2 separate regions of the Homo sapiens genome follow, and region 2 is linked to region 1. Evidence: chromatin loops called from intact Hi-C (ENCODE). Cell type or tissue: PC-3. All regions are shown on one strand. Each heading gives the region's core, and the rest is flanking DNA. Links, peaks and the distances in the headings are about the cores only. Region 1 has its middle 20 kb from the start of MOGAT2. Region 2 has its middle 14 kb from the start of SERPINH1.

Region 1 (2,914 bases), core at 98-2,597:
CTGGCCAGGCACGGTAGCTCACATCTGTAATCCCAGCACTTTGGGAGGCCGAGCAGGCGGATCACAAGGTCAGGAGTTTGACACCAGCCTGACCAACATGGTGAAACCCCGTCTCTAATAAAAATACAAACACTAGCCAGGCATGGTGGCATGCACCTGTAATCCCAGCTACTCAGGAGGCTGAGGCAGGAGAATCGCTTGAACCAGGGAGACAGAGGTTGCAGTGAGCTGAGATTGCACCACTGCACTCCATCCTGGGTGACAGAGCGAGACTCTGTCTCAAAAAAAAAGATAATTTTTCTTCTGTTTTTCCTTTTATCATCATGATCTACTTTTTCCTTTGCTTGTCAGCCCTTGTCAGTTTCTCCTGTCCAGTGCTGCCTAATTTTTGGCATGCCCTCAAGATTGTCTTCTGTTTTCACGTACATGTTTTCAACTATAACCTCTGTGATGCACTTGTGGCTCCCCCATAGCACTACTTACTACAATCTATTTAAATTTACGTCTAGTACTCCCCTCCCATTCCCTCCAGATGTGTAGTCTTGATGGCCAAGACTGTCTATTGGTCACCGCATCCCTGAGGTCCAGGGCTTGGCTCATGATTTACTCAAAAGTTTATGGGATGAATCAGTGAACAGATGCATGCATAGGTGGATGAAAAGACAGATGCATTGATAGAAGAGTGGAAGGGTGAATAAGACATTAATTGATGGTTAAGGATCGCTCTAAAATCTACATTCCTAACCCTCTTCATTTCCCTCCATCCCTATATCTCCAAATGTCTATCAGAAGCTTCTACTTGGCTCCTCTGCTGTCATCTGAAACTAAACCTGTGCAAACCTGAACCCCACCCTAGCTAATTCCTGCTTATCTCTTTTCTGCCAATGGTACAGTACTGTTATTCCTCCCAGTGCCCTCCTGCATGGGTTCTTTGATTGATTCATTCTGTCAACGTTTTTAGTTTGTTTTTCTTTTTCTTTTCTTTTTTTGCTATCTGCTATGTGCCAAACACAGTTCTGGGGAATAAAAAACGAGTAAGTAAGACGGGCAAAATCCTGGGGGATTCCCCCAAAGGAATTTGCAGTCAACAGTGGGTTGGAAAGTGGGATATCAAACAATAAGCAAGTAAAAAATAAACAAGATAATTATAGAGCGTAATCAGTGATACATTAAGGAAAGAGTGTGATGAAAGACAACAGATCTCATACCAGATAAGAGGGGTAAGCAGGGCTTGTTTGAAAAACTGATATGAAGCAACACCTGAAGGACAGAATACACCAGTCAAGTAAAGAGCTGAAAGAAGTGCATTCCAGGCAGAAGAACCAGCAAGTTCAAAGGTCCCTGGGCTGGGAAGCGCCTGATGTGTTTCAGGACCAGAAAGGCAGCTGTATGACTGGAGGGCAGTGAACAGTGGGAGACTACAGGGGAGGAGGTGTTTCATAGACCTGTGCAAGGTTATGCAGGGCCTTGAAGGCCCTGGGAAGGAGTACAGATTTTATTCTAGGAGCAGTGGGAAGCTACTGAAGAGTCTTAAAATGGGAATGACATGATCTCTCTGGCAAGTAGGCAACAAGCTACTCCCCAAAAGCCCCAGGTGCAGATGATTCATAGGTGAGTTATGTCAAGGCAGTAGTAAAGAGATAACTCCAATTCCATTTGCACCGTTACAGAGCACAGAGAATGTAAGCATCCACACGCTTTTTATGAAGTCATCATGGCTAGGCATGGTGGCTCACACCTGTAATCCCAACACTTTGGGAAGGCAAGGTGGGGGGATCCCTTGAGGCCAAGAGTTTGAGACCAGCCTGGGGAACATGATGAGTCCCTGTCTCTACAAAAAGTAAAAAAAAAATGCTGGGTGTGATGGTGGATGCCAGTAGTCCCAGCTACTTGGGAGGCTGAGGTGGGAGGATGGCTTGAGTCCAGGAGGTCGAGGCTGCAGTGAGCCATGATTGTGCCACTACACTCCAGGTTAGGTGACAAAGCAAGACCTTTCTTTAATAAATGAATAAATATAGTCATTGTGATACTGTTGGCCATTCTAACAAGGTGCAGTACAAAGAAATGGGCAGACCAAGCTTATTTATGAAATTAATGCAAAAAATCTTTAACATCTTAGTAAGTAGAATTCTGAAGCACATTGAAAGAACAACACATCACAACCAAATTGATATTATACCAAAAAGGCAAGAATAATTTAATATTAAAGTGGAAAAGGCATGATCATCTCTAAAAAGACTGAAAGGTATTTGATAAATTCATTAATTCTTGATTTTTAAAACACTTTTTTAGTCAAATAACAGTAGATGTACAGTTTCTAAATATTTTATGCCAAAAGTCAACATTATGCTTAATGGTGAGATACTGGAAACACTTCCATTAAAGTCAGAAAAATTATTCTAGAGATATAAGAGGAACAATTGAATAAGAGAAAGAAATGAGAGGTATAAAAATGAGAAAGGAGGCAAAATTGTCATTATGTGAACAAGCCATTCAAGATAACCTATGAACTACTAAAACTAGGAAGTTTAGTATAGTTGCTAAATGGAGATCAATACATGCAAAAATTTTAATAACCATGTTGTTTATGATTACAATTAAAATGATAAATGTAATTTTTAAATATGTAAAAGAAGCACTGAGGCTGGGCATGGTGGCAAACACCTGTAATCCCAGAGCTTTGGGAGGCTAAAGCAGGAGGATTGCTTGAGACCAGGAGTTCAAGACCAGCCTGGCCAACATGGCAGGACGCCATCTTTATGAAAATAATAAATTAAAAAAAAAACAAAAAAAGTAAAATAAAACAAGCACTGAAAATATATTAACATCACTAGACATCAGGGAAATACAAATTAAAGCCATAATATGGTTTTAATATTGTGAAAGGATAAGCAAGATCAATAGACCACTAGCA
Region 2 (2,914 bases), core at 133-2,632, 150 kb after region 1:
ACCAAAGGAGGAGGGAGACCTTTATGGTGGGAGGAGGGGATCCCAAGCAGAGGGAGCTGCATGGGCAAAGGCCCCACAGTTAGAATGAACTAGGCATGCTCTAGGAATAGCAAGAAGGTCAGCCTTCTAGAAGTAATGCTCCAGTTAGCTTGATTTGCATCTATGTCATTCGTGAGGCCAATCCCATCTCTATGGACAAATGTTCTACAGTGTGCGTCCAGGAGCCCTGCGAGTCTACGGCATCCCCTTGGCATTTCAGGTCATCTCCTGCATCCTTCTGCTTCTAGCTGCCGGACTCTTCACATGCTTAGAGCAAGAGCACTGGACATTTGAGGAAGGTGCCTGGCTGGGCACTCACCTGGGCTGGGGCCAGGCTGACTCTGGTGGAGGGGTGGGCCCAGTCCCTAGTACCTGAGTATAATCCTGCTCTTTCTTCCCCACTGAAGGCCAGGATTGTGTGGCTAAGGATGGATGGGGGCAGCAAAGCTAGACCTCAGGCAGTGGCAGGAGCTGTCAATGGCCATATTGTTAGCTCTGGGCTGCGGCACGGAGGCACCAGGGTAGGGCTGAATGAGGCATCTGTTCGCTAGGTCAGGATGCCCAGGTCAGGGTCTCTCTTGAGAGATGCCTCCTACCCCCACCCTAACCCCAACTCTGCCCAGACCCTGCCATGTGGCTCCCTTGATATCTCTGGTACCCATCCCTCAGGGACCACAACTGTAACTAGCTGGCTCACTGTGAGGTTGGCTGTTGGATGGTGGTCTTCTCAGTTAAAATGTGAGCTCTCCACATAAGCCAGGAACTGTCTTCATCAATGCCAAGTCCCAGCAGCCGGCAGCCAGCACCCAACCCAGGGCCTGGCTCAGAGAAGTTGCTCCATACACACGTGCAATGAATGGAGGAATGAAGGAACAGATGAGAGAGACTGGGCCACCCTTGCATCCCCTGGTCACCTCCTCCCTTGACCACTGCACCCTCCTGCTCACTAGGCCTCCCTGCCTCTGGTATCTCTTCCCAGACACTCTTCATTCTAACACACCATCTAGTTAAAACCCTCCTGGGGCTCCCTGAGACCCTCAGGATCTGCCAAGCCCCAGCCTCACCAGGCTACCCGCCCACCGATTCTGTCCTCTACCTCTGCACTCCTCCTCAAGCAGTCCCTGGCACTGTCCAGTGTGCGCCCTTGTACTTGTGTATTCTTATGCCCAGAAAGCCCCTCCTCCCCTTCTCCCGGTATGGATGGCTCCTACCCTCTGTTCAGGCTCCTACAGGAAGCGGGCCCTGACCACCCCCAGCCTCCCCTGGGCTCCCACAGCCTGTGCTTCCCCCATCTCAGCACCAATTGTAATTCTCACTTCGTACATCTGTCTCCCTTTCCACACCCTGAGCCCCTCAGGGCAGAGACTAATGCTGACCCACGTCTTTCTTTGTCTGCTCCAGGGCCCTGGACGTGGTCAGGCACAGAACAAATGTTCAGCAAAGGTGTAAGCCCAGCCCCAGGCCAGTGGGCAGGTCCTATAGCCTGACCAGTGGGCGCTTCTGCCCTCTGGTGTCCGTTTTGGGTCACTATGATTTTCTATCTCTTTGAGGGGCTTCCTAGGGTGATGTACCCCAGCAGTGGTTCTCAGAGTGTGGTCCCAGGACCAATTGTATCAGCATCACCTTGGTACCTGTCAGAAATGAAAATTCTTGGGCTGTACTCTAGGCATGAATCAGAAACTCTGGCTGGGGGGAAGCAATCTGGATTTTACCAAGCCCTCCAGATGTTTCTGATGCAGGCTGAAGTTTGAAAACCATTATCCTGGAAGAACCCTAAGCCTGAACCACTCCCAGGAGCTCCAGTTAAGGGAGGAAACAGGACCCACCTGGTGGAGTTGCCAGGTACAATACAGGATTCCCAGTTAAATTTGAATTTCAGATCAACAGAAACATGTTATTGCAAGTATTGCACAAGACAGACAAACTAAAAAATAAAAATAAAAAATTCATTGTTTATGTGAAATTCAACTTTAACTGGATGTCCTATGTTCTCTTTCTGTATCAGCAGCCCTGTGCAAAGAACCCTGTTCTTATTTCAGTACTCTGCTGTCGCCATCTTGAAATTCTTAGTAATCTTTTTTACTAGGAGCCCTGCATTTTCATTTGGCAATGGGTCCTGCAAAATGTAGCCAGTCCTAGGAAGGATCTTTACAAAGCCTCCCTGGGGGCATTCAGGATCCGGAGCTCAAAGGCAGGCGGAGTGGGACCTCTGGCACCTTAGAGATGTGCCTCTAAGGATTCTCAGCTCCTCCCTCTGCCACGTGCTGGGGGTTCCCTTCCCAGGTGGGTCAAACCTTCATCCTTCTCCGATTGTGGCTCCTGTCTCCTCACTATCTTGCTGCCTCTGTTCTCACCCCTTCTATGCCACCTTCCACACAGGACGGTGAAGTTCCGAAAATGTCTGCCCATATGCCACCCTCCTGCCCCCAAACTTTTCTCTGGATGTCTCCTTCCCACTTTTATTTATTTTTTTAATTTTTTTTTTGAGACAGTCTCCCTCTGTCACCCAGGCAGGAGTACAGTGGTGCAATCACAGCTCACTGCAACCTCCAACTCCTGGATTCAACCAATTATCCTGCCTTAGCCTCCCAAGTAGCTGGGATTACAGGTGTGTTCCACAACACCCGGCTAATTTTTGTATTTTTAATAGAGACAGGGTTTCACCAGTTGCCCAGGGTGGTCTCGAACTCCTGACCTCAAGTGATCCACCCGCCTCGGCCTCCCAAAGTGCTAGGATTACAGGCGTGAGCCACCACGCCTGGCCACCACTGCTTTTATGATAACCAGTGGCTACCATTACAGAGCACTGAAGTAGATGCTTTTCCTCATTATGTCTTGTATTCTGCAAAGTAATTCTCCTCTTGGCCAAGCCTGG

Evidence for each region. Hi-C counts contacts between places; a loop is a spot of excess contacts. Peaks named below come from ENCODE experiments on the same cell type or tissue, not always from the same donor. Only the 100,000 strongest peaks of a DNase experiment are listed, where the experiment ranks them.
Region 2: it touches region 1 in a loop (2.8-fold over the local background); 29 of 110 quality-filtered maps call a loop at or near these places.

What each region holds. Positions count from the first base shown.
Region 1 is chr11:75,696,801-75,699,714 of GRCh38, reverse strand. No RefSeq gene overlaps it. Among named protein-coding and RNA genes, the nearest start is that of MOGAT2, 20 kb to the left of the region's middle. In PC-3, for the core only: no CTCF peak of the experiment used is centred there; a DNase peak (open chromatin) is centred at 1,604.
Region 2 is chr11:75,546,368-75,549,281 of GRCh38, reverse strand. No RefSeq gene overlaps it. Among named protein-coding and RNA genes, the nearest start is that of SERPINH1, 14 kb to the left of the region's middle. In PC-3, for the core only: CTCF peaks have their summits at 1,353 and 1,559 (motif pointing left); a DNase peak (open chromatin) is centred at 1,521.